Linked DNA regions of Homo sapiens: all the other regions are linked to region 1. A link is a loop called in an ENCODE intact Hi-C map of the cell type or tissue named here. Cell type or tissue: PC-3. All regions are shown on one strand.

Region 1 (8,000 bases):
CTAAGTAAACTTCCAGGAAAAACAGGAAAACGGGGGGAAATTTTTAAAGAAGTAATGAAAAAAATGAGTCACCAGATTTAAGAGGCTCATAAAATTTCCAGCACAATGAAGGCAAACACACCCAGGCCAAAAATATTGTTATGAAACTTGAGAACACTGGGAACGAAAAGAAAAAAGCACCCATGGAGAAGGGGAACAGATCAGAACAGATCAGGAATGATATTTACACCAAATTTCACAACATCAATATCGGGAGGTAGACTATATTGAGGAAGGATTTCAAAATTCTGAGAAGAAATTATTTTCTACATATTCTATAACCATGAGAATGGAATAAACATTTTTAGACACACATTGCTTCCAAATACTTACCTTCCATGCACCCTTTCTTAGGAACTGCTAGAGGTTGTTCTTTACCAATGTGAAGGACTAATCGAGAAAAAAGAAAATGGGATCTCTAAGGGACCTAACACGAGGCCCTGGCAAAGGGAAGTGCCAGGTGGACAGCTGCCCCTCAGGCTGAGAGGGCCCTGGGCACAGAGCAGGCAGGTGAAGGACAGGGTGACAGGGAAGGGGTCTCCCAGGGAAAAATGAACTGGTATCTAATATTTGGGCTGTTTGGAAGATAATTAAGATCTGTTTTTTGTTGTTGTTGTTGTTTAAGAGATGAGATCTTGCTCTATCATCCAAGGTGAAGTGCAGTGGCACAATCATTACACACTGCAGCCTTGAACTCCTGGGCTCCAGCACTCCTCTAGCCCCAGTGCTCCAAGCAGCTAAGACTACAGGCCTTAGTCTGGTGGTGTAGCTAGACTACACCACCATGCCTGGCTAATTTTTAACAATTTTATGTAAAGATGTGGTCTCACTATGTTGCCTAGGCTAGTCTCCAACTCCTGACCTTAAGAGATCCTCCCACCTGGGCCTCCCAAAATGCTGGCATTACAGGCATAAGCTACCAGGCTCGGCCTAGAATTTCATTTTTTAAGTATATCAACAGGCACATAGAAAATTTAGCAAAATAATGTCAATGCAATAATTAGAAAAACATTCCACAAATAAGGAAATGTAAACCTTTCTTATTTGGTTTACTAACAAACAATATTTACACAGTAATAATGTAAACATTATCTTTTACTTAAATGAATAATTGTGACATAATTATTCAGAGAATTAAGGGGATGTCATGGGAAAAAAGATTAAAGAGAGCTAAATCTTTGTTTAGCATAATAGGAAGACAAGAATTAAGCCTCAGATTAACAAACCAAGAGAAGGCACTCTTGGTTTAGAAATATGAATGTTTCTGATAGTAGAGACTCAGGAGAGTTGTAAATGTCTGCCTCTGGGGGTGGCATAAACTGGGAGGGAGGAAGGATGGAGCATGAAGTTGCTGAGGTTTGCTATGAGACTTTGAATACAATTGAATTTTTAAAATACGTGTATTTATCAAATTTTAATTTTAAAAGTATTCATGAAATTTAACAGCTACATAATATCTTATCATAGGGTGAACAAATTTATATCCATACTTCTTTATTGACAGATATTTAGGTTGTAACTACAATGTACTTGTTACACATAGAAACTTTACTACAGTTTGGGTTGTTTCCTTAGAGTTGCTACAAATTGAATAATGAGAAAAAGAAGAGAGCATGGTACGATGTTTTATTTATGTATTTCCTTTTATTTCTTCTTACTTATATGTAAAATTATCTTATAAAATTGGGCTGCTAATCTTCACTTAGAGTGGGGCAGGGAAATGCCCACCTTACTGTGCTCTTTTAATATTCTTATTTATAAAAGTGAATTTAATAAATTAAAAAATGGTAACACTTGTTTTAAGTTCCATTTATTTTATTACTACTGAGCTTTCCAATCGTTTTTCCTCCTTTGCGAGTTTTCTGTTCCATTTCCTTTACCTATTGGTTTTTGGAATGTTGGTGTTTTGACTATCAAATTGTGTGACCCCTCTAAATTTGTTTAAAGCTCCAAATATTTCTTTCAGTTTATTGTATTCAAATTAGTTCTCTTTATGCTGTTTTTGACATGAAGATATTTTAACCTTTTTTGCAAGAAAATCTGTAATATTTTCTTATTTTTCTATCACTTTTAAATATGGCAATCCAGATGTTTGAAAAGTATAATATATTTCTTTGTATTTGATATGAGCTGAGTCTCTAAATTTGGCCACCCTCCCCACAATAGCCATTCAGTTATTCCAGGACCACTTCCTCCCCAATTGATTGAAGATGGCACCTTTGTCAAATATTAAATTCTGGAGTATACTGGGGCCTGTTTTTGAACTATCTCTTGTCAGTCATTGATCTATAGCTCTAATTTTGAATCAATGCCATACTGCTTTAACAGTTATAGCTCTATGATATATATTTAACCTATTTTAAGATAAATACCCCACTATTTTTTTGGGGGGGGTGGTTGCAGGAGGAGAGACATTGGGTTTAGAGGACTGGGATCATCTTCCTCCATAGTTCACCACACGCTATTGTTGTTTTGTTTAAGGAGAATCTCATTTTACTATTTTGTTCTGTAGTACCTCCATCTTCCCACACTTAAATCTCCTACTTCCCCCATAAGCAACAATTTTAACGTACTTGATATCTATACTTTTCTTTATATGTGCTCTTGTAAAACACATATTCATGCACTGTTGTTTTATATACATGTTTTAATTTTCAATATGGGAATTTTTTTAAATATACAAAGAAAACAGAATAGCTTAATGAATAATGAATATCCCCGTACTTATCTCTCTTTTCTGTATTCTTTCACTTAGCCTAATAATGGCTGAGATTTAGTCACATTGCATATTTCAGTGGTTTATTCTTTTATTGATGAAAAGCATTTCATTTATGGCTACTACAATTTGTTTAGCCATTCTCCAGTTATTGAACATTTGGGTTGCTTCCAGTTTTTTGCTATTGTGAGTAAAGCTATGTTCATTCTTGCACAAACTTTTGTAGACCTGTTTTCATTTCTCTTGGATAAAAACCTAGGAATAGAATTACTGGGCCAAGGGTAGGTAGATGTATGTTTAAAGAAATCTTCAAACCTTTTTAAACGTGATCGTATCATTTTATATACCCACTGGATAGTGGTGTATCTAGAGTATTTAACACTTGAAGTAGATAATTTTTAGCATTCTTTTCTTCTATATAACAAAATTATTTTCAGTAGCATTCATGTAGTAATCAGTGATGATCATTATTTTACTGATTCATTCTTAAGTTTAAATGACCAGTTAATTGAACAAAGTTCAATTTTTAAAATGTCACTCAAATATATTCATGCAGGAATAAAATTTTTTACATATCTAAACAGAAACATAAAACCTTGCAGTTTGCACTCTACTTCTGTTTTAAATTTTAAGCAAATGAAAATTGCAAGTGGTCACATAGAATGACAGAATTAAAGTAACTAAAGTTCTGTTATTTTGACTTTACACTCACAGTGCTTTCATTGTTTATTTCAATCTACTGTTTAAATGCAGGCATATGTAGTGGGCTGCAGACTAAAATTGTGCTCTGAAGGCAGCTGAAAAGATTCCAAACCATAAGAGGCTCATTCTCTAAACACATGTAGCTGAATCTGAATGTGTAGGGACTGGCTGTATAACTGGGAGTAACTGGACTTCTGTGCAATATACAGTGATTATCAAAGGACAGATAATAAAATGTGCTAATCTGATGCTTACATATACATTATTAAAATTCCAGAGTAACCTCAAAAACTGTTTAGCTCTTAGACCAACAAAAAGATATTTTTCAGGGAGAAGGATTTTATCACTAATGTTGTTTAGAATTGCCAGCATATGTTGATAATAAAAAGCAGACTGACTTATAATCAGGTTTATTATTGTTTTTAAATTCTCTGAAGGCAATGCACCCACCTCCTAACAACCTTTGCTCTGGATGACCACTTCCTCCCCCTCACCCTTGATTCATCGCTGCCACCAGCATTGTATAAATGTGTGGGGCGTTCCACAGCCTTGTTGACATTTGGCATTGTCAGTCTTTTAAAACTGTAGACATTCCAGTGGGTGTATGGTATGTCATTGTGGTTTTAACTTGCATTTCCCTACGATTAATGACATTAAACACTTTCCTATGTACTTCCTGGTCATACATATTGTATCCTTTGCATCTATGAGTGTGCCTATCTTAGATAACTCATGTGAGTGGAACCAGGCAGCATTTTTCCTTCTGTTCATTTCACTTAGCATAATGACTGGTTCATTTCACTTAGCGCAATGTCCCCCAGATTCATTCACGTCATCACAAATTCAGGATTACTTTCTTTTTTAAGACTGAATAGTATTCCCGTTATATGTATACACCATGTTTTCTTTATCCATTCATCTGTCTGTGGACACTTGGGTTGTTTCTGTATCTTGGCTATTGTGAATAGTGCCACCATGATCATGGGAGAACAGATTGAGATCCTGATTTCACTTCTTTTGGATACGTACCCGGAAGTGGGATTGCTGGATTACATGATACCACTATTTGAGTTTTTCATGCCAAGCATTCTTGCATTCCTTGTATTAACAACACTTGATTACAATGTTACTTTTTATGCATGGCTGGATTTCTATCTTATTTGGAATTTTTTTGCGTCTATATTCACAAGTTAAATAGGTCTATGTTTCTTTTTCCATGTTGTTCTTATCTGCTGTTGGAACCAAGATTATATTAGGCTTATAAAACAAGCTGGAGTAGGGAAAATGTAAGAAAAGCCTTTAGCATCTTGTAATGCCAGAAAATAAAAGTTCTGGAGAAAGGATAGGGGCATTGTTGCAGAGGGCACAGGAGCCAAACTGAAAGAGACCGCAGTGGCCAAAACTGAAACAACTTGAGCAACAAAATATTTAACAGCAGTATTGGATTATAACCCATGGAATAAAATAAATGTCCATGAGGCCATGCTGATATTAAGTAATTAATTCATGGAAGAAAAAAGATGGCTTTTAAAAAAACTAGAATTCTAATAAATATTAGAAGAAATGAGGGAAATAGAATATCACCATTAGAATACCACAGTAATCATTACTGCAGGCAAGATCAACCGATGAATGCTAAAACTAGTGGGCAAAACTTTAAGGAGAAACAGTATTTGCATAACCTCAAAGTATCTTCCCCCAATACTTTACTAATTACAAAGGGAAAGATAGCAGCTTTACAGTGGAGACATCTGGGAGACATCTCCAAATGATTAAGGTTAACATCAGTAACAAGACATATAATGTCCCCCTTAATCTTTAGGTTAGTTAGTAGCATTGTATGGATGTTTTAGTTTTTATAATTGTACTACGATTATGCAAGATTTTTAACATTTGAGAAAGCTAGCTAAAGAGTATAAGCAGTTCTGTTTTTGTAAACTTTCTGTGTCTAAAATTATTTCAATATAAAAATTCAATTAAAGATTGCAGAATAAAAAATCTATGATTAATATATACCTTTGTTTAGATTAGAAAACTTTTGTTCTTTTTGTATTTTTTGTACTTTGCAAATACTTGCTGGAACAACTTATGTAAGTCATCAATTAACTGAGTTTTAAAAAATACAATAGCAATCAACTGTGTAGCTCTCTGGACTGGGGATTCTGAAAGAAAAGTGCTTTACTGTCATTTCTTAATACTTTAATATTTCATTCTTTCATACTTATTGGTTCATGCAAGTTTTCTATTATACTGATTTTGGCATATTTTCAAAAATTTATGCATTTCACTAAGTTCAAATTTAGTCATTTTGTTTTTTTAAAAAACTTGTGCTTTCTGTAGAAATTTCTCCCTTTTCATTCTGTACTTGGTTTACTTGCATATTTTTTCTTGATTTATTCACTCTAGAAACCTATCTATATTGCAAATATTTTTAAAGAAATAACTTTGGACTTAGTTAACCTCTGTGTCATTTGCAGGTGTGGGTACAGATACATGCACTATTTTACACATTATATATTTATCTTTTTTTTCTTGTTTCTTTGAATGTTCTATTGCTTTTTCTGTACCTTGTGAGTTAAATCCTTAGCTAAGTGTTGCTTTTAACCATTTTTATTTTCCAATAAATGTATTTTAAGCTGTGTATACAATGACCTGCTTTATCTGTGTTCCTTTAAACTCTTGGAAGTAACATTGTTAGAAGGCAAATTTTTTAATATAGAAATTCACCAAATTTTGAGATATGAAAAAAGGAGAGAAGCATGAACGTCCTTCATCAACTGCTCCTCCCAGCAGGGCTGTGGCTGCCCTGATATAACCAGGACATCAGTGCCCTGAGCTGTGGAGGTTGTTTCTAGGGCATTAGGGTAGGGAAGGTTTATACAGAGGCCACATGGGAAAGCAGAATTTTGTTTCTCCAACCTGTCCTCTCTCAATTTCCACTGGTTGCTCTGTGTCCAGCCTGCAACCATCTCACCTACCCCAGACCTACACACACACACACACACACACACACAGAGACGCACACACATACACAGAGAGGCACACATACACAGACAGGCACACACATACACAGAGGCACATGCACACAGACACATACAGACTCACCAAAGACACACAGGCACACATTCAGACATTCAGACACATTGTATGACACACAGTCACATAGACAGACACACAAAGACACACATTCAGAGACACAAAGAAGCACATAGACAGAGACACATACAGACATACACACAGACACACAGCCACACACATATAGAGATATGCAGACACACAGACACATACAGAAACACACACATATAGAGACAGACACACACAAGGACACACGCACATTCAGAGACACACGCAGAGACACAGACACACATACAAAGACACACACACACACACACACACACACACACACAGGTTTCACTCCCGACAGGGGTCTTGCTTTCACTTAGTTCCATGCTTTCTTCTTACTTCCAATAGTTTTTCTAGGGTTGCTACTGGGCAGGGTGGCAGGAGGCCATGAGAATCCACCATCTTAACAGGAGCCAGAAATGGTCCTCATTTTCCACATTTTTTAGCTATTTTTATACCTGCAGATCAGTTTAAAATAACTTTGTCAGTTTCTTCCAAAAATCTTCACTAGGGTGTTAGTCATACTTGTCATATGACTACACGTTAACTTGTGAATAACTGACATAATTTTGACAGGCAATATTGCCATTCAGCCATCAAGTACCTGGGATATTCAATTATTTTCTCTCTCAAGAAAGTATTATTTCATTTAGGTTTCACACATTTCTTGTTGAGGGTTTCTAGTCATTTTGTGTCTTTTACTGCTATTGAGTGTGGGATACACTTCCATTTTATTTTATAACTAATAATTGCTGATCTATAGAAAGGTCTATTGACATTTGCAGGCACATTGACTATTCGGTGGTTCCACATCATCTACAAATTCTAATGATAATGGGAAATGGGTTTTAAAATATCCTCTCAAAAACAAGTGAAAATTATAATTTACTTTATTTTCACAGTAATGAGAGGGAAAACTATTTGTATCTGGGGCTTTGTAATTTTCTTGGGGAGTATGTGGTCATTATATTTTTCTCATAAATGTAATACATGGTGGAAACTAGAGGGAAAATTTAAAAGGTTGAGAGAGGGGTGTCACAGTACTAAGTGATATCCTCTGTGTTTTCGTGTGAACACACACACACATACACACACCTCTGCTTATTAGGAGATGGCTTATGGCTGGAAAGTTCTCACAACTAAGTTTCAGACATAACTAGACATGTCCAGCAGTCTGGTAGACAGTCAAAATATGTAATATTGTGTTTGTTTACTGAGATAGTTTGAAGGACCAGTCTTGAAGAGTTTTCTTGGATCTTAAGGGAGATCTCTTAGGGACAAAGGAACCAGATGCGATTAACTCATCTGGTAACAAAACCTTAGTGGGACCTGGGTGATCCTGAGTCCAGAATCATGTCAATCACACAAATCTGTCCCCAGCTCAAGCCCCTGGGTGCACCTTTAGGTCCTATGAAGAGAA
Region 2 (8,000 bases), 64 kb before region 1:
TGCTCACCTCTTAACTCTGTTTAGTGGTGTTATTGGTGGCTTGCCAAGATGAGACTAGAGATTTTATAAGACATTAATAAGGGCTTAATTTATTGTTGATTGTTTAACATTTTTCATCACGTCCTTAATTCTAATGTGAGTGAAGCTTAAAAGCAAGTTATGTCTGTAGTCGTTAACATTGTGGATGGCACAAAACACTGGCAGAATATGCTTCCAGTATTGGAAAGCCATAATCGGATTCATTCAGCAAAGAGAGCACTCTCAAATCTAGTGGTGTGCTGGTAAATGGTTTACAATCGGCTCTCCCAAGAAAAAAATATGTGCATATGTATATAACTTTAAATTTTACTGGTGTAAAGGATATGTAGCTCACAGTTTAAGAAAAACAATAAAATACTCAATATTCTTCTAAATTCCATAAAGCCAATTCTCAGATTGCATTTTGCTTTTTATGAACGCATATCTTTCTATATTCAACCTACAATATAACTGTGTAACAATGCAAGTATGGTTTCTACATGAATATTGACCATATTCTTCTCTTAGGGTTGAGTATGATGAAAGTAAAACAACAAAGACATGTTTCAATACCACTAGATTTGGGATACAATACTCATCTCTATCTAGTGCTCCCAGAGAGGGTAGCCAAAAAAAAAAAAAAAAAAAAAAAATCGGCTCAAAAAAGAGCTTCACTTCTGCCCAGCAAGGAGTGAGTGTCTTTGCAGAGTAGGAATAGTTACTTACAACAAGTATATGAAGACCATGATAGTGACAGACCCCAACAGCTGCAAGAACTGCAGTGAAGGTTTGCGTCCCACCCCACACCTTAAATTTGCACATTCCCCTCCCTTGGATTTTTCTTTTGTGCTTTTAATTCAAGTCACATGTGTAATTTAAGAACCTATAAATTACAAAGGGTCTTTCAAACAAAGTCAGTATGTAAATATAAAATATAACATTAAATCCCCATCATTAATATTGAAGAGTAAGTCAATATTTGATAAAAATCGCCTCAGGGGAATGTGCCTTTCTGCCTGGTTTTATGCTTTGCAGACTTATTCAATTATTATTTAATTACCTGGTTAAATGTCATGGCTTACAAAGCAGGGATTATATTAATAATAGCATGAGGTTTATTTTAAACTAGCCCAACATTGGATAGAGCTGATTTTGTTTTACCCTCTCACAGAACACAGAATTCACATTAGTCTTCTGCACCTGGTTCGAAGTGAATTGATTCTATTTAAGCTTTTTTCCCCCTCCTGCTCCCTCTTTAAAAATCTTCCTTCTGTATTTGTCATATTTTTCCAGTCTTTCAGCTATTCTCCACCCCACCTCTTCTTCTGCCCTCTGGGAGTCTTAATTCCACAGTAAATCAAATAACTTAACAAAGGATTGTGTCTGAAACCCAGAAATAGAAAATAGATGCCAGGTCACAGAGAACAATCTAGTTTCAAAAGAAGGTGCTGCACCACGCGGGGCCGCTTTCCAGCCAGCACCTTCTGACTGAATGGTTTGCTGTTGAATTCATCGCTATAAAGTTGCTATAGCAACCGCTCTATCAGAAGGATTTGTTGGCACCTAGATGGACTTTATTTCTGACATTCGAAGAGGGAGGGTGAAGACAACATTTAATGAGAGGGACTGAGTGACATTAAATTGCTCTCCTTTCAGCTTTGTCATATTGGACCAATATTTGGGGATATTTTGAGCATGGCCTTTTGTCAGCCCAAGAGCAGCAGAGGTGCTCTCCGGAGGGGAGTGAAGATGGGGACAGGGAGCAGACCCGGGAGGGTTGGATGAGTCTGGGAGAACAGCTGAAACGTGGTGGACCACGCTGGCCTTTTGTTCTCCACCATCTGTGTGCTGTAGTTTTGGGAGTGGAGCCAAAGCTACGTTACCTGTATTGTGCTCCACGGAGCTGGGGCGCCGCCGTGGTCCTGCCTCAGATGCAGGGGCCTCTCATACAATGACAAGGCCATAATAGCCTGGCAAATAAACTATTTGAACATTTGGCTTTATGAATATTGAGCAAAATTCTTCAAATAAATTATGAAAATGACTCTAAGTGAACAGACATCTGAATCCCATCGCAAGCCTAGGGCCACTGATTTGTAATGCTAAGTATGATAATAGTTATATAAATGGGGAATACTTTTCAAAATGACTGAGCTTCAAAAATGCTGCACTAAAAGGGATACTACTCCTAGAGAAGAAATAGTCTGAGTTAAATTAAAAAAAATGGATAAAAATGTTCGCTTTTAAGAACATTAATGCCTAGGATGTCTAACTGCATGGCTGAATAGAATATATGCAAAACACGTACATATAGTGCCTTTTCAGATATGGAAAATAAAAATCAAATTATGTAGCCTTGAAAAATTATAATTTACAAAGCATCATATAGCCAGCCTTTCAGAAGGTCAGTTTGGCAATTTATCAAAACCTTTGAAATTTTGAATCTTTGACTAAGCAGTTTCACCTCTGGTAATTTGTCTTAAGGTAATAATTGATATATGCAAAGTCTTAGCAATAAGAAAGTTAATCACTATGTGGATAATTAGCCTTCAGAAAAGCTCTAAATGTAAACCATTAGGGGAACTATTTAAAATTATGGCATATCCATGTAACAGAGTACTTTGTAGTCATTAAAATGATGGCAGAAGTATATTTGATAAAATGGAAATAATATTAACAGTACTGAAGGGAAAAAAAGCAGATTTCTATAGAAAACACATGGCTAATTCCATTTTTAAAGAGTATATATACATTTAAAAACCAGTTGAGATTCAATAAAATAGTAAAGGCCATTATCTGCATGGAGTGGGATTATAGATAATTTTATTTTCTTTATGCTTATATCTTCTGGGTTATCAACAACATTTTCCTGCTGTATCGAAATGTTGTAAAAGTATTGTACAAAGGAAACACTCTTTTCACATTTCTATTAATCACTTATGTAATTCTTATCCAACTTATTTCAGAAAGAGAAGGAAAATCCTGGCCAGACACTCCAGTTTCATGTGTCCTGATAAGCTCACATCTACTCTGGAAATTAATGGATGCAGATGTCCAGGTTTTCTCAAATGCAGAGACTTGTGGTATCAAACCCCTACAATGGCAAGTCTTGGTTCTGAGATCCATAGTTCAACAACCACCCTGTTTTCTGGGAGAACCAAATTGCTAGAATCTGTGACACAGGATGGCAAGAATAAGGAGAAATGAAGGTAGTTCTGTAAACAAAGCAGAAAGTGTTATAAAGGTAATGAAATCATGAAATAAGACTGGTTTTATAGCCGTCCTATGGAAAACAGCCTCTCCATTTTATAGTCCTATCCAATACAGTACAGAAATAGCCCAGTGAAGCTCTGCAGAGCCTCACCTTTGGGCAGGAAGACTACCTGGGGATGATACCCCTTACCCTCTTTCTGGCTGTCCCCAGGAGTCAGGAATATTAGGACTCTGGTCCTCTTCTCTCATCTGTCTCCCACCCCAGCTTAGGCAGTCATTGGCAATCAATCCATCAACTGGAGTTCGTCATGACACTGGGTCCCAGTTTAAATGCAAAGGACCATACTCTCAATCTTCCTCCATTGCTCTGCACTATGACAATACAAGAACCTGGAACACCTTTATAAATCAGGTATTTTAGAACTCAAAAGGCAGTGCATTTATTGCATTTATTGTGAATAAAAACTCGTGTAATAGATTTATCCTAACTTGCCATAACCCCTGAAAAAGGAATATATAGGAAGCATTTTTAGTGGTTCCTATACTTTGTTACATGTGCTTATATTAACCTTGGCAACATTTGAATAAACTTATTACATTAATAGTTATATGAATTTGATTTTAGAAAAATAACCTATCCTTGGAAGGGAAGTGTCATCACCTCCATGTAAACAATATTCCTCTGCACACAATGCCCTTTATTTTGGCAACGTGTCTTTCCTGCCATCTGCCTCGGGAAGCACTTGCCAGAGTTGCAATAATAATTGAGTTACAGAGGGAATTAGGTGTAATGGAGGGGAAGGAAATTGATTGCTTAATTTTTATTAACAGAAAGAGAAAATTGTGGCGTTCTGCCGTGAACAGAAATGAAACAAAGAGGAAAGATACAGAGAGATGACTCCAGGTGGCAGGAATGTTCCTGCACAAACAGGAGCAATCCTGCAGGGAGGGTAAGAAGAGGCCAATGCTAACCTAGCTGAAAGAGGCAACTGGAAGGGAAGCAAGGGGGGAAAAGTAGCCCTGGCTGAGCTGATGTGGCTTTGTGCACTGAGGAAAGGACACAGACACCTGGAGACTATTCACTTCTGCTGGGAGGAGTAGTCGAGCTCTTACTGCATTCTGCCTGTCTGAAGGTCAAGGACCACATCTTTGCCAGGCTGGGGCATGTGTGCGTGAGTGTATACAATGAGTGACTTCTGAGTCTTGCCCTCCCTGAATGTGACAGTGTCTCTGAGGGAACTGAACAACTATAAAGCCCTAGATGGATTAATGGAGGTCATTCAGACTTCACCAGGACTAGGCTGTATCCTCTAGGCAATTGTGTCCTGGCCCGTGAATAGCACAGGCTGCTGGAGCCGAGTTGGACCCCCCTCTCTGATCCTGGAGGGAGCCCCACTCCACCTTCCTATGAAGTCAGTTTCCTTCCTCTCTCAGGGTAGCTGCTGGCTCCGATAACCTGCCTGTGCCTCCCTGGAACTCACTGTAAGCTGGATATCAGTTTCACATGTTTGGTCTGTGGGATGTAGGAAGGAAGTGGACTCCCTGGATATTGGGTGAGAGGGGCAATTGGCTTGGGGAAAGAGGCTCAGATGGTTAATATTGCAGGATCATTCAGTGCACTTAAGGCTATGCCACACTGTCAATTGCACACAGAATGTGGCTGTGTTTGGTCTTCTGTGAGAGATGCACAGGCTTGAGTGTGGAGAGGAGAACTGAGGCAGTGCCTCCAGCCCCTAAGGATTCCAGTCCCCTGAGCTCCCTCCTGGCAGACATGATTCTGGGTAGTAAATTCCTAGGCTTCTCGACTGAGAACATTAACACAATTGTGAACAGACATGTTTGCTAAAGAAAAGGCCATAAATCACAATTTGCCTCCCACAGGAGAAAAACAGGAAAGAAGCATATAGCTGTACTCTGTATTTACTAATGAGGATAATTTGCATATGTTTAAATTATAACTTGGGGGAGAATCTAACTGATAAGGTAGAGCCCAGCAATGCAGCAAGGTAGATAATATCTATAAAATGGGGTAGGAGGAAGTTAAACAAATTGGACACATGCATCTGATACACTAATAGATAAAAGTAAAGTAATGCTTTCGAAGTCTATTTAAACATGTGAAAATCTTCACGACATAAAACTTAAGAGGATTTGAACTGCTGGCATACAGTATGAACCCAGTTAGGCTAAGTGAAACAAAGATAAATATAGGTAGAAAAAACATACAAAATGTTAACACGGGCTAAGTGTGAATGATGGGATTCTGGGTGTTTATTTTCCTCCATGAACTTCTGATAATCCAATTTTTCTAAAATGATCATGTGTTACTTAAGAATCAGCAAATCTTTAATGCCATTAGGTCAGAAATTTTTTATTACCAATTTTTGGAAAGAGGTAAAGAGCAATGAAAGAGGAAACTTATTAGATTGCAATAGTTTTGAATCTGTAGTTCTGTTTCACATAGTTACCTGTATGATTCAGATATGATTAGGCTTCCTGGGGCCTGGGTGTTTATAGTGCTCTTCCTGATACTCTGTTACTATCAGGTTCTCCAGTTCAGTCGGTTTCCTTTGGTTTTCTGAACATGACCAGGTATGCAACTGGATATTTTCCAGACTAATGACCTTTAGAACATCATTTGTACATGGTTCTTACTTACAAACCATGCCATGACTTAAAACATATAGTTTAAAATGCTGGCCATTCAAGGTTGCCTTCAGCCAAGACTTCCCTGAAATGTTTACTGTAGAGAACAACATTGAATTTGTGGTTATAGAGTTTTACCTCAAAATGTAATCTACAGACCCCAAGATTCCCGTCTTCCGACTGTGTCATGAAATTTGAGTGATCTAGGCCATTAATTATACTGTTCCTAATTGTCTCGAAGACTTCTGGTTGTAATGTAGACTTCCCTGTGGGGCAGAGACCAACACGATTCTTGGCCCCCAGAAGACACAGTGCTCCCATGAGTTTTTAGTAGCATCTCATGGCATGAGCTGACCCATATTCCTTCCCACCTAGGCTTCTCAATGCGGACAGTAGTTATGTGAAATAAAGTTGGCATCATAGGCTTCCTAGGACTCACTGACTTTACCTGCTAACTCGAAGCATCCAGGAATGTCCCCTAGCTAAGTCCAACTTAATCCAGGACAGAGGCAATCATTCTCAAGTCCTAATTACTCAGCACCTAGGGTGACACTTCATCAAAAACATTTTTAAAATGAAGGTATATGACTACTCATAGTACCACAAAATGGAAACCCTTGTGTGCATCAGCTGAAGAATGGATAAATAAAAATTTCTATTTTCACACAAACAGCAAGGAGACTGATAGCAAGGAGAATGAATGATATACAGCTCGGTGCAATACCTTGGATGCCTTCCACAAATACGATAGTGTGTACAGAAATCAGAAGCACACATAGGTATTAGCTTACTTTATTACAGTGTACTTAGAAAGCATAAGAACAACCAAAGCTAATTATGGTGATGGAAGTCAAGATAGTGATCATTTTTGTGGATGGGGAGCACAGAGGGGCTTCTGAGTAGTGTTAATGTTTTGTTTCTCAGGCTGGATGCTGGTTAGTACAAGTGTGTTCAATTTGTGGGGAAAAAAAGTCCTCAAGCTCCATACTTAGAATATACACACTTTATTATATATACACATGTATATGGAATATATACAATATATGCAATAATCTAACATTGGGAAGTGGAGGTTGGACCAGAGTGGGTGCCACAAATCTGGTACTTCTGTAGAACATTTGGCTCCAGCTCTGCAGGGTTTCCCTGCAGCTTGTGGTGGGGACCACTTTGGATGATGAAGGAGCACTTCCTACCGAAGAGCAGAAGCTTTATTTGCAGGCCTCTTTCATTCTCCAGCACTGGGCAGGGCTCACCACCCTCAGATCACCTCAAACAGGAGCTTGGTGAGCGCTTTCAGAGACAACTGCCTGAGTAAGTGGACAGACGCAGGAGAGGGCACTGCGGCAATCTCTGTAAGAGCACTGATAGTTTATACAACAAGAGTCCCTGTGGTTTCCTGGGCTACAGAGGCTTGCTGCCCTGTAAGCATCAGCCCCTGTCATTGGTAGCTTCCTCCTTGGCTTTGGAGCTAGACTCAGCCTAATTTAAATTCCAGTTTTCCTACTTACAAGCTTTGTGGCCCCAAGGTCATTTCTCCAGGCCCAATATCTCTAAGATGGCGATAACATTATTAGGAGTGCTTGACCCATAAAGTGCTCAATCTACACGATGCTCAAACAAATAGTAGCTCTTAGTACTATTATCCCCATTCTCTTTCCCCATCAGAAACGGATCTTTCTGGCCTGAAGAGCCAAGTATATGGTCTCACAGAAAAGATGGCTGTCAGGAGGTCAGGGAAATTAGAATGTACCTTCCTTTTGCAATGAGCTATGAGGGAAAAGGACCCAGGTTCTAAAATCTAAAATCTAAAGAATGATCCCAGGACTTCTCCCCAGAAACCCAAAGCCAAAGCCCAGGGAAAGTAGCATTTTGGGACAATGGATACAGACTTGCGAATCACTGGCTTCCTTGGGCTTCTCCCTTATATGATAGACTCATGAGAGACAGTGGCATATTACCATGAGCAACTCAGAGACAACCACAGACATTGTCAGGGTGCACCTATCTATGCTGAGGAGGGTAGCACTGAGCCCCTGACATTTTCGGAGAAAAGTTGAGTGATCATACTACAGTTAGATGCAACCAAAGCCAGCTGTACATTTGCCTGGGAGGAGAACGGAGAG
Region 3 (8,000 bases), 260 kb before region 1:
TTTCTCATCCGTAAAATGAGAAAAACACCCCACAGCTTCATTAAATGGATCTGGCCAAATGAGATTCTGTGTGTGAAATGGTCTTCAAATTATATAACACCACGTAAATATTAGGTATTATAATTACTATTGTTACATCATAAGTCTATTACAAGATTCAGAAGAGATAATGCAGGTGAAATTGCCTGGAAAAGTACTACGGAAAAATCTGTCAGGAAAAGTACAAATGTAAAATGGTAATTGAAGTAATAGTATCAGTACTTTTAGTTATGAGAGGCTAGAGACAGTATGAGAAGTACATGAGAGGGTACAAAGGCATTATGTAAATAGAAGGTTTAGAGCATTTGAAAAACAGGCAAGTGGTCAATTCAATGGAAACAGAAGACAAACCCTGGAATTTCCCAGAACAGAAGCATCCATGTTAGTGGAGTTGTGAGCAGGTTAGGAGTCATCGTTCAGACAGTAAGTCCATACAGCATTTTATACTTAATAGGCCTTTTGATGATCAGCATGAGAGACTGACTCAGGTTACAATGAAGAAATTGAGATTCATTGGTGGATATATGTAGGCAGAAATCTGTACCAGACCTCATGGGGGAATTGCAAAGAGCCAAAACTCATGGAGAATGGTATGTCCATCAGGAACTAGGAGGTTACACAGAATCAGAAGCAACTCTGGGAGCTGGATTGCCTTGTGGTCCTAGAGCAGCAGGAGTTTTCTAATTTTCTACTATTTGTGCCACTGCACAACCGAGTATCTCATTGCTCTTCTGCATGTCATTCAGTTTTAGCTGTCTAGGACTGCAGGCTTTCCCCTAGCTTTTGCCTGCCCAGGCTTCCTCTTGCCTGTGGCTTCTGCTACTCTAGGTTTCTGCTGAAGGCCTCTGGGCTTCGGTTTCTTTCCTACCTTTCCACTCATGAATAGCTCTATGATTCTCATTTAGACGCTTCTAGAGAGGGACTCTGAGTGCTTCCATTGATCCCCCTTGTCTTTGTTAGGCTCAGCTTTTGTGTCAGGGCGACTCAGAGAGGAGCTGCTCTGAGGTGAGACTTCTACACCTAGATTGTGATGGTTAATACTGAGTGTCAACTTGATTGGATTGAAGGATACAAAGTATTGATCCTGGGTGTGTCTGTGAGAGTGTTGCCAAAGGAGATTAAAACTGGAGTCAGTGGGCTGGGAAAGGCAGACCCACCCTTAATCTGGTATCTTATCAGCTGCCAGCACAGCTAGAATATAAGCAGGCAGGAAAATGTGAAAAGAGAAACTGGCCTAGCCTCCCAGCCTACATCTTTCTCCCATGCTGGATGCTTTCTGCCCTCAAACATCAAACTCCAAGTTCTTCAGTTTTGGAACTCGGACTGGCTCTCCTTGCTCCTCAGCCTGCAGATGGCCTGTTGTGGGACCTTGTGATCATATGGGTTAATACTTAATAAACATATATATATTCCTTTAATTCTGTCCTTCTAGAGAACCCTGACTGATACAGGGTTCAGACCAATCACCTGCGAATGAGGATCTGAACCTGATCTGAACCTAGCAATTTATGCTCGAAGAACCCCTTCCCTTGGGGCTGTTGGTGGGCACCCCTTGGGGTGGCGTGGGGCAGGTGGCTTGGAGTGGGCAGGCACTCCACAGTTTTCTTGTTCAGTGCACATGTGAGGATGCTTGGAGTTCTGTGACACTCAGTTTACCTTCCACTACTAGGTCAGTAGGAGCAGTGGCTTGCAAAAGGCACTTTCTGTAAAAACAAACACATTAAACAAATACCCTAAGTACAATCATGATGATAATGATGGCAAACAAGATGAAGGAGGAGAAGAGGGAGAAGAAAAAGAAGAAAAATGTAGGGATTTTGAAATGTGTTCCTTTTAAGACACTGTGAAAGAAAATACACACTGTAGAGCAGGTGTGTCCAATCTTTTGGCTACCCTGGGCCACACTGGAAGAACAATTGTCTTGGGCCACACATAAAATGCACTAACACTAACGATAGTTGATGAGCTAAAAAAAAAAAAAAAAAAAAAAAAATCTCATAATGTTTTAAGGAAGTGTATGGGCCAAATTCAAAGCTGTCCTGGGCTGCATGCGGCCCACCGGCCACGGGTTGGACAAGCTTGGTGTAAAGTGTCAGGAATATTATGCTCAGCTGAAGCCGAACTTTATTTTGGATTCTGGTTATTTTATCTAAAGCAGCTTCGAAGTGGCTTCCTCGACATAATTAAGAATCTCAGAATTTTGGAACAGAAAGAAACCTCAAAGAAATCTACTCTTTGGTTAGACCATTTTGCATGATCTAGTCCCTACATCTTAGAGAAGTGGAAATGAGGCTCTGTGAGGCTGAGTGGCTCGGCAAGCTTGGGAGGCCTCTGTTCTGTGATTTCAGAACACAGCGGTGATTTCAGAGATTCTCTGCCACAGAACTGCTAACTCTGGTTGGCTGGTTTCCACTTGAGCACTTGTGTAGATGGAAACCTTATTGGCTTAAATAGTTACCTCTTTCTTGGGGGCAGCTGGCCTGGAACTCCTGCCAATCTTTCCCTTATAAAACAGAAATCTACTTTTTCTATAAAGGTGTGGTGTATTTTCTAAGCTTTATTCAGACCCTGGGTGTTCCCAAGCCGTCTTTCACTGTCACATTCTCACGTCCAATTTATTCAGCCTCAGAGCTGTTACCGAATGGCTAGAACCAGAAGCCACACTAGTTTCCAGGTGTTTGTGAAGGATCTGGCCACTAACAACACAAAACAAAAATAATACCACAATGTCACTGCCGTTTTAATCAATCTCCCAACTTTATCACACAACAATGGCTATCCTGGGTGAAGCTTTTTATGAGTTTTGTGTTCTGCCAACAAACAACCAAAAAATAAAATTGGCACTGGATTAAAAAAATTCATGTTATAGTGGTAGCTGAGGTGTTCTCGTGGTTCTAAAATGATAAACAAAATAGCCAAAATATGTATAAGATATCTGCCATGTTTAACTGTGTGGCTCTGGGCAAGTTACTGTCTCCACCCTTTACAATTCCTATCTGAACACTGGGATATTTGTGTTCTTAGCACTGTCATTGGCTTACAGGAAATGCTTAATAAACTACCTATTAATATTGAATACCTTTTTATTTAGTCTTCATAAGAACTGCATAAAGCTCAGAAAAAATCAAGTAATTTGCTCAAGTTCTAAAAAGCAGAAAGTGGTAGAGTTAGCATAATTAGAACTAATTATCTGAATTCAATTTGGTGGTCTTTTTGCTTCACCAGAGCTAACCACAACTGCCATGTTTTAGGGCTAGGCAATGGGAACCCCAGTGTGTATCCTGGATCTGACTCTCAGCTCCCAGGATTTAGAAACCCCAGTGCAACCCCTGTCTCAGTGCCTCTCTCCTTGGAGGCATCTTGTGGGCCATGCCAACACCCACTGCCCCTCTGCTCTGACAGGTGGCAGGATCCTGGGCTCTGGAGGTGTTGAAGGAGAGGTGTAATTTTCCTCCTCCCCTGCCTATGGGTTGGACTGTTTGACACTCCCTGAGGGGCCTCAAGAACTTCTTGCCATAGACTCTAGGCTCCTTATCTTGGTAAATCAACATAATGCTCACCAAGTTGGCTTTCCTCAAGTTAAGGTGGCTGATGTGTATGGAAATACTCAGTAAGATTTATTGAGGGCCTCACAGAAAACTTGGCAGGTTTTCTTTCTTAAGTGATGACAAAGGTGGCCCTTGCCAGTGAAAGGCCACACTGTTGGCCACCCCTTCTGAAATAGTCTTGTTGACTAAAGTTCTGTGCAGGATTTTATTGGCACCTATAAATAGACAAATTGGCAGCTCCTTGTTTTCTTTTTTATTGACAGATGTGGTGGTGAGACTTGCTCTTGGATGCTGTCAGGAAGTATCATCTGACTGCGTTTGCTACCCTGGGGGAGACAAACAAAACTTGAGTGAAGGAAAATGAGAACTCACCTGAAACCAAGAAGAGTCTTTGGAAAAGGATTTTTGTGTAGGTCATCTGGAAAGTGTTTACTCTTAGCAGTTATGCATAACTATAGTCTTAAGAACAAAGTGAGGTGGGGGTGCGGGTAAGGGTGGGAATGGGGTAGGGGTAAACGAGTGGGTGGAGACGTGTCTGTGTGTCCAAAAAACTGCCCCAAAGCAAACATGGCCACGTGCACACATCTAAACCAATGTGTCTCTTAAGACTTTAGCCTCCAGTATACTATGTAGTCGCTGCATTCGTTGACTTTCTTGTCTTACTCAGCAAAAGATGTAGACGATTTCCACTATCTTTCCATAGACCCTCGCTAAATGACCAGATGGGAAAAGTCTATTGCCTGACCAAATTGCCAGTCAGCCCATGAGCAGTCCAGACAGTGCAGGATTTATAGAAAAGGAATTTTTATGATTTCTTCCTGCCCAACCCCCACTAAGAAGCAAAGGCCCTACTCTTGACCTTGGCATCCCCTTGTTGCTTTCTTCTCGTCCATGACACCTAGGCTTGATATTCTTTACCTTGGGTATTCTTGTGAATATTTGCTGAATTTTCATTTACACCAAATACAATTCAGAAGACAGAGGCTTTCCAAGGTATGAGTGTGTAAGTATGTTAAAGAAAAGCTCTCAGCTTGTCTCATGGTTTAAAGTCCTCCTAAGATATCTGAGCTGAATCTAAGGAATAAAGTAGATTGGTTCCTCCCTGTCTGATGAGTTTTATCAAAATGTGATAAAATGTGGTAAAGAAAAATGGTGGGCCAACTTCGTTATAGTTCTACTGAGGGACACTGTACAGGTAAACCAGGCCATAACTCATTTGTCCTGTGACAGTTTTTATTATTCTGTTTTTATGCAGTTTTGAAGAGTGAGGGGAATTGCCCTAGACAACAGATGTGAGAGACTTTTTTCTTTCTTTCTGTCCTGTGGACAGGCCTCAGGCTCCAGCCCAGTGACTCATTGTTGTGGTATTATATACCTCAAGATGAAGTGTGTGCGGTGGAAAGTGTGGGCAGGATTTATCAGTGCGACTTCTTCCTTTGAAGTATCAAGGCAGGCTACTTTGCTGATGGTTTCTGGAACCTGGCCAAGCCCCAATATACTGTGAAAATAGCTGTCTTAGGTTTTCCTGGCACATGAGAACATTTGCACTTGATTCTCAGACCTCCATTGCTTTCTGATGTTTTTGAGGCCAGTGTTCTTGGGATTTAGGGCTCAGGGCCAGATTGTAACCCTGCCTGTTTGTACTCCTTCAAATGCCCCATCCCAACATGGTTTTGATGGCTCCAGATACAGACTGTAACACCAACTTGAGTTCCAAAGTGCAGGCTGGCTTTAGGTTGCTTTTAAGCATTCATGCATAAATTTCTCTATAGCCCACATTTCCTGCTACCCTGCCCCCACTAACAAAATGCTGACTCTTAAGGCGTTTTACTGTGACAATGCTTTCTACGGCAAAGCATCTTCACATTTTCAGCTTGAAAGCAAGGCAATGTGTACGCGGAGAAAAACATAGGAATACCATGATAACTCTATCAGTAAATTGAAAAAATAGGGCTGGGCATGATGGTTTTACACCTGTAATCCCAGCACTTTGGAGGCCAAGGCCAGTGGATTACTTGAGGCCAGGAGCTTGAGACCAGCCTGGCCAACACGGTGAAACCCCGTCTCTACTAAAAATACAAAAATTAGCTGAGTGTGGTGGCACGCGCCTGTTATCCCAGCTACTTGGGAAGCTGAGGCAGGAGAATCTCTTGAACCTGGGAGGTGAAGGTTGCAGTGAGCCAAGATCATGCCACTGCACTCCAGCCTGGGTGAAAGAGTGAGATTCTGTCTCAAAATTTAAAAAAAGAAAGAAAGAAAGAAAAAGAAAGAAAAAGAAAGAAAGAAAAGTTCTCCTTTTCTAGTTAAAAAAAAAATCTATCATCTATTTGCCTGTACCTTCCTCCTCCCACCTTTATTCATTGTCATACTGTTATTAATTTTGGGAACAAACGACATAAGAGCCTAATTATGTTAGACTCCCAGACACCCTTCCAGAGGTGAATGATCAGCCACATTTCTCATCACCCAGCTATGTGTAATAAATAGTTTCCTTGTAAATGCGTATTTCCCAATAGATGCCCCATTTCAGGTTTCCCTCTAGCCTGGGAACCAGACTCTGTCATTCCTGATTAAAATATTGCCAGCCTGTGCTGGGGAACCCATAACTAACCTTGCTGAGCATCTTTTGCACTTTCTCCTTTTGAGTGGGCAGACCCTTTAATAAGGCAACTTGATGTGACTGGACTTGAATCTGGGGAAAGTCTTAGAAAGCTGGCAGATCCATGTCAATGTCCTCCTAGTTGAAAAGACAATTGATATGTTTGCAGGTTGGGTTCTGTTATGGGCTGAATTGTTCCCCCCAACCCTCTCAAATTCATGTGGTGAAGTCCTAACCCCCAGGACCTCAACGGGCCCTTGTTTGGAGATAAGGTATTACAGAAGCAATCAAGTTAAAATGAGGTCATTAGGGTGGGCCCTAATCCAATATGACTGATGTCCTTACCAAAAGGGGAAATTTGGGCTGGGCACGGTGGTTCATGCCTGTAATCCCAGCACTTTGGAAGGGCGAGGGGGCAGATCACGAGGTCAAGAGATCGAGACCATCCTGGCCAACATGGTGAAACGCCATCTCTACTAAAAATACAAAAATTAGCTGGGTGTGGTGGCGCATGCCTGTAGTCCCAGCTACTCGGGAGACTGAGGCAGGAGAACAGCTTGAACCCAAAAGGTGGAGGTTGCAGTGAGCTGAGATTGTACCACTGCACTCCAGCCTGTGTGACAGAGCAAGACTCTGTCTCAAAAAAAAAAAAAAAAAAAAAAAAAAAGTTGGGGGGGAAATTTGGAGACAGATCTATACACATGGAGACTGCCATGTGAACATAAAGACAGTTCTCTACAAGCCAAGGGGAGAGGCCTGGAGCAAGTCCTTCCTTCACGGCCCTCAGAAGGAACCAATGCTGCGGACGCCTTGATCATGGATTTCCAGCCTGCAGAACTGTAAGCCAATAAGTCGGTGTTGTTTAGGCCACCTCATCAGTGGCACTTTGTTGCGGCAGCTCCAGCACATATATATGTCTCTTTGGCAGCAGGTTCTGAGGCAGAGATGAGTATGTAGGGCTTATTAGGGAGTGCTCTTGGGATAAACTCCCATGGAAGAAAAGGGAAGGGGGCAGATTGGGACAAGGGATAATTTGAGCTGTGATGTAGTCCCAGCAAAGGTCTCAGCTGACTTCATGGGAAGCTCTGGAGCTGGTATGGCGCTTCGTTGTTGGAATATGAGCTTGGGCCTTTATAACTCCCTGCTGATCAGTCACTGGGTGGGGGCTGCCTCTGCCTAGTTTTCATAAGCCTAGACAAATCCCGAAGAGGATTGACAGTTGGGGATTGTATTTTGGGAGCAATTCCAGCTTCTGCGGGATAAATCCTTCAATCCTCATGGGGGATCTCAGTGGCACATCACAGCACCACCATGAATACATGTCACCAGGGGTTGGCTGACTTAGGAAATTTGATAAGCCACCCTTAATTTTCAAAATGGGGTTGAACTTTGTAAGGTGTGGTACTGTTCAGTTCTCTTTTTCTTTCTTACTTTCTAGGTGAAGCAGGTTGTGGCTCCCCCAACACTTCGATCCTGTCCTGGGTGAGAGGTGGGGCATGGGAGGTGTATCAATCATTATCTAGACAGAAAAACAGAAACTACTCTGGATGTTTCAAACAGAAGGAATTAATGGAGAAAGAATGTTACCAAGGTGTTAGATGGGCTGGGGAAGCACACAGAGAGGGAAATGTGCCCCAGAGATCAGGAAGCTGGGGTTTTTCAACCTGGGTTGAAACCTGCAAGCCCACACTGTCTGCTGAGTTTCTAAAGATGCTGCTGCTGTTACCATTGCCACAGTCGGATCTATGCTGTTCTGACTAGGAACCCCGGACACTACATTTTGATGCTGGTGAAACCAGGACTGACACCGCTAA

Evidence for each region. Hi-C counts contacts between places; a loop is a spot of excess contacts. Peaks named below come from ENCODE experiments on the same cell type or tissue, not always from the same donor. Only the 100,000 strongest peaks of a DNase experiment are listed, where the experiment ranks them.
Region 2: it touches region 1 in a loop (2.6-fold over the local background); 5 of 110 quality-filtered maps call a loop at or near these places.
Region 3: a loop joins it to region 1, with 4 times the contacts of the local background. A loop is called at or near these places in 3 of 110 quality-filtered maps.

What each region holds. Positions count from the first base shown.
Region 1 is chr5:74,060,041-74,068,040 of GRCh38, reverse strand. The region is part of intron 2 of LINC02122 (long intergenic non-protein coding RNA 2122); the gene reads left to right. Among named protein-coding and RNA genes, the nearest start is that of LINC02122, 39 kb to the left of the region's middle. RefSeq lists a silencer at 3,810-4,010. In PC-3, no CTCF peak of the experiment used is centred here; DNase peaks (open chromatin) are centred at 70 and 4,010; H3K4me3 peaks cover 314 bases; H3K27ac peaks cover 2,040 bases.
Region 2 is chr5:74,124,236-74,132,235 of GRCh38, reverse strand. No RefSeq gene overlaps it. Among named protein-coding and RNA genes, the nearest start is that of LINC02122, 25 kb to the right of the region's middle. In PC-3, CTCF peaks have their summits at 3,927 and 4,128 (motif pointing right); no DNase peak of the experiment used is centred here; H3K4me3 peaks cover 443 bases.
Region 3 is chr5:74,324,136-74,332,135 of GRCh38, reverse strand. It overlaps LINC01333 (long intergenic non-protein coding RNA 1333), which reads right to left. Exons shown (of 5, transcript NR_197443.1): 2 at 7,618-7,705; 3 at 6,199-6,324. It overlaps LINC01331 (long intergenic non-protein coding RNA 1331), which reads left to right. Exons shown (of 4, transcript NR_197436.1): 4 at 3,851-4,692. Among named protein-coding and RNA genes, the nearest start is that of LINC01333, 6.5 kb to the right of the region's middle. In PC-3, no CTCF peak of the experiment used is centred here; DNase peaks (open chromatin) are centred at 3,765 and 4,995; H3K27ac peaks cover 2,010 bases.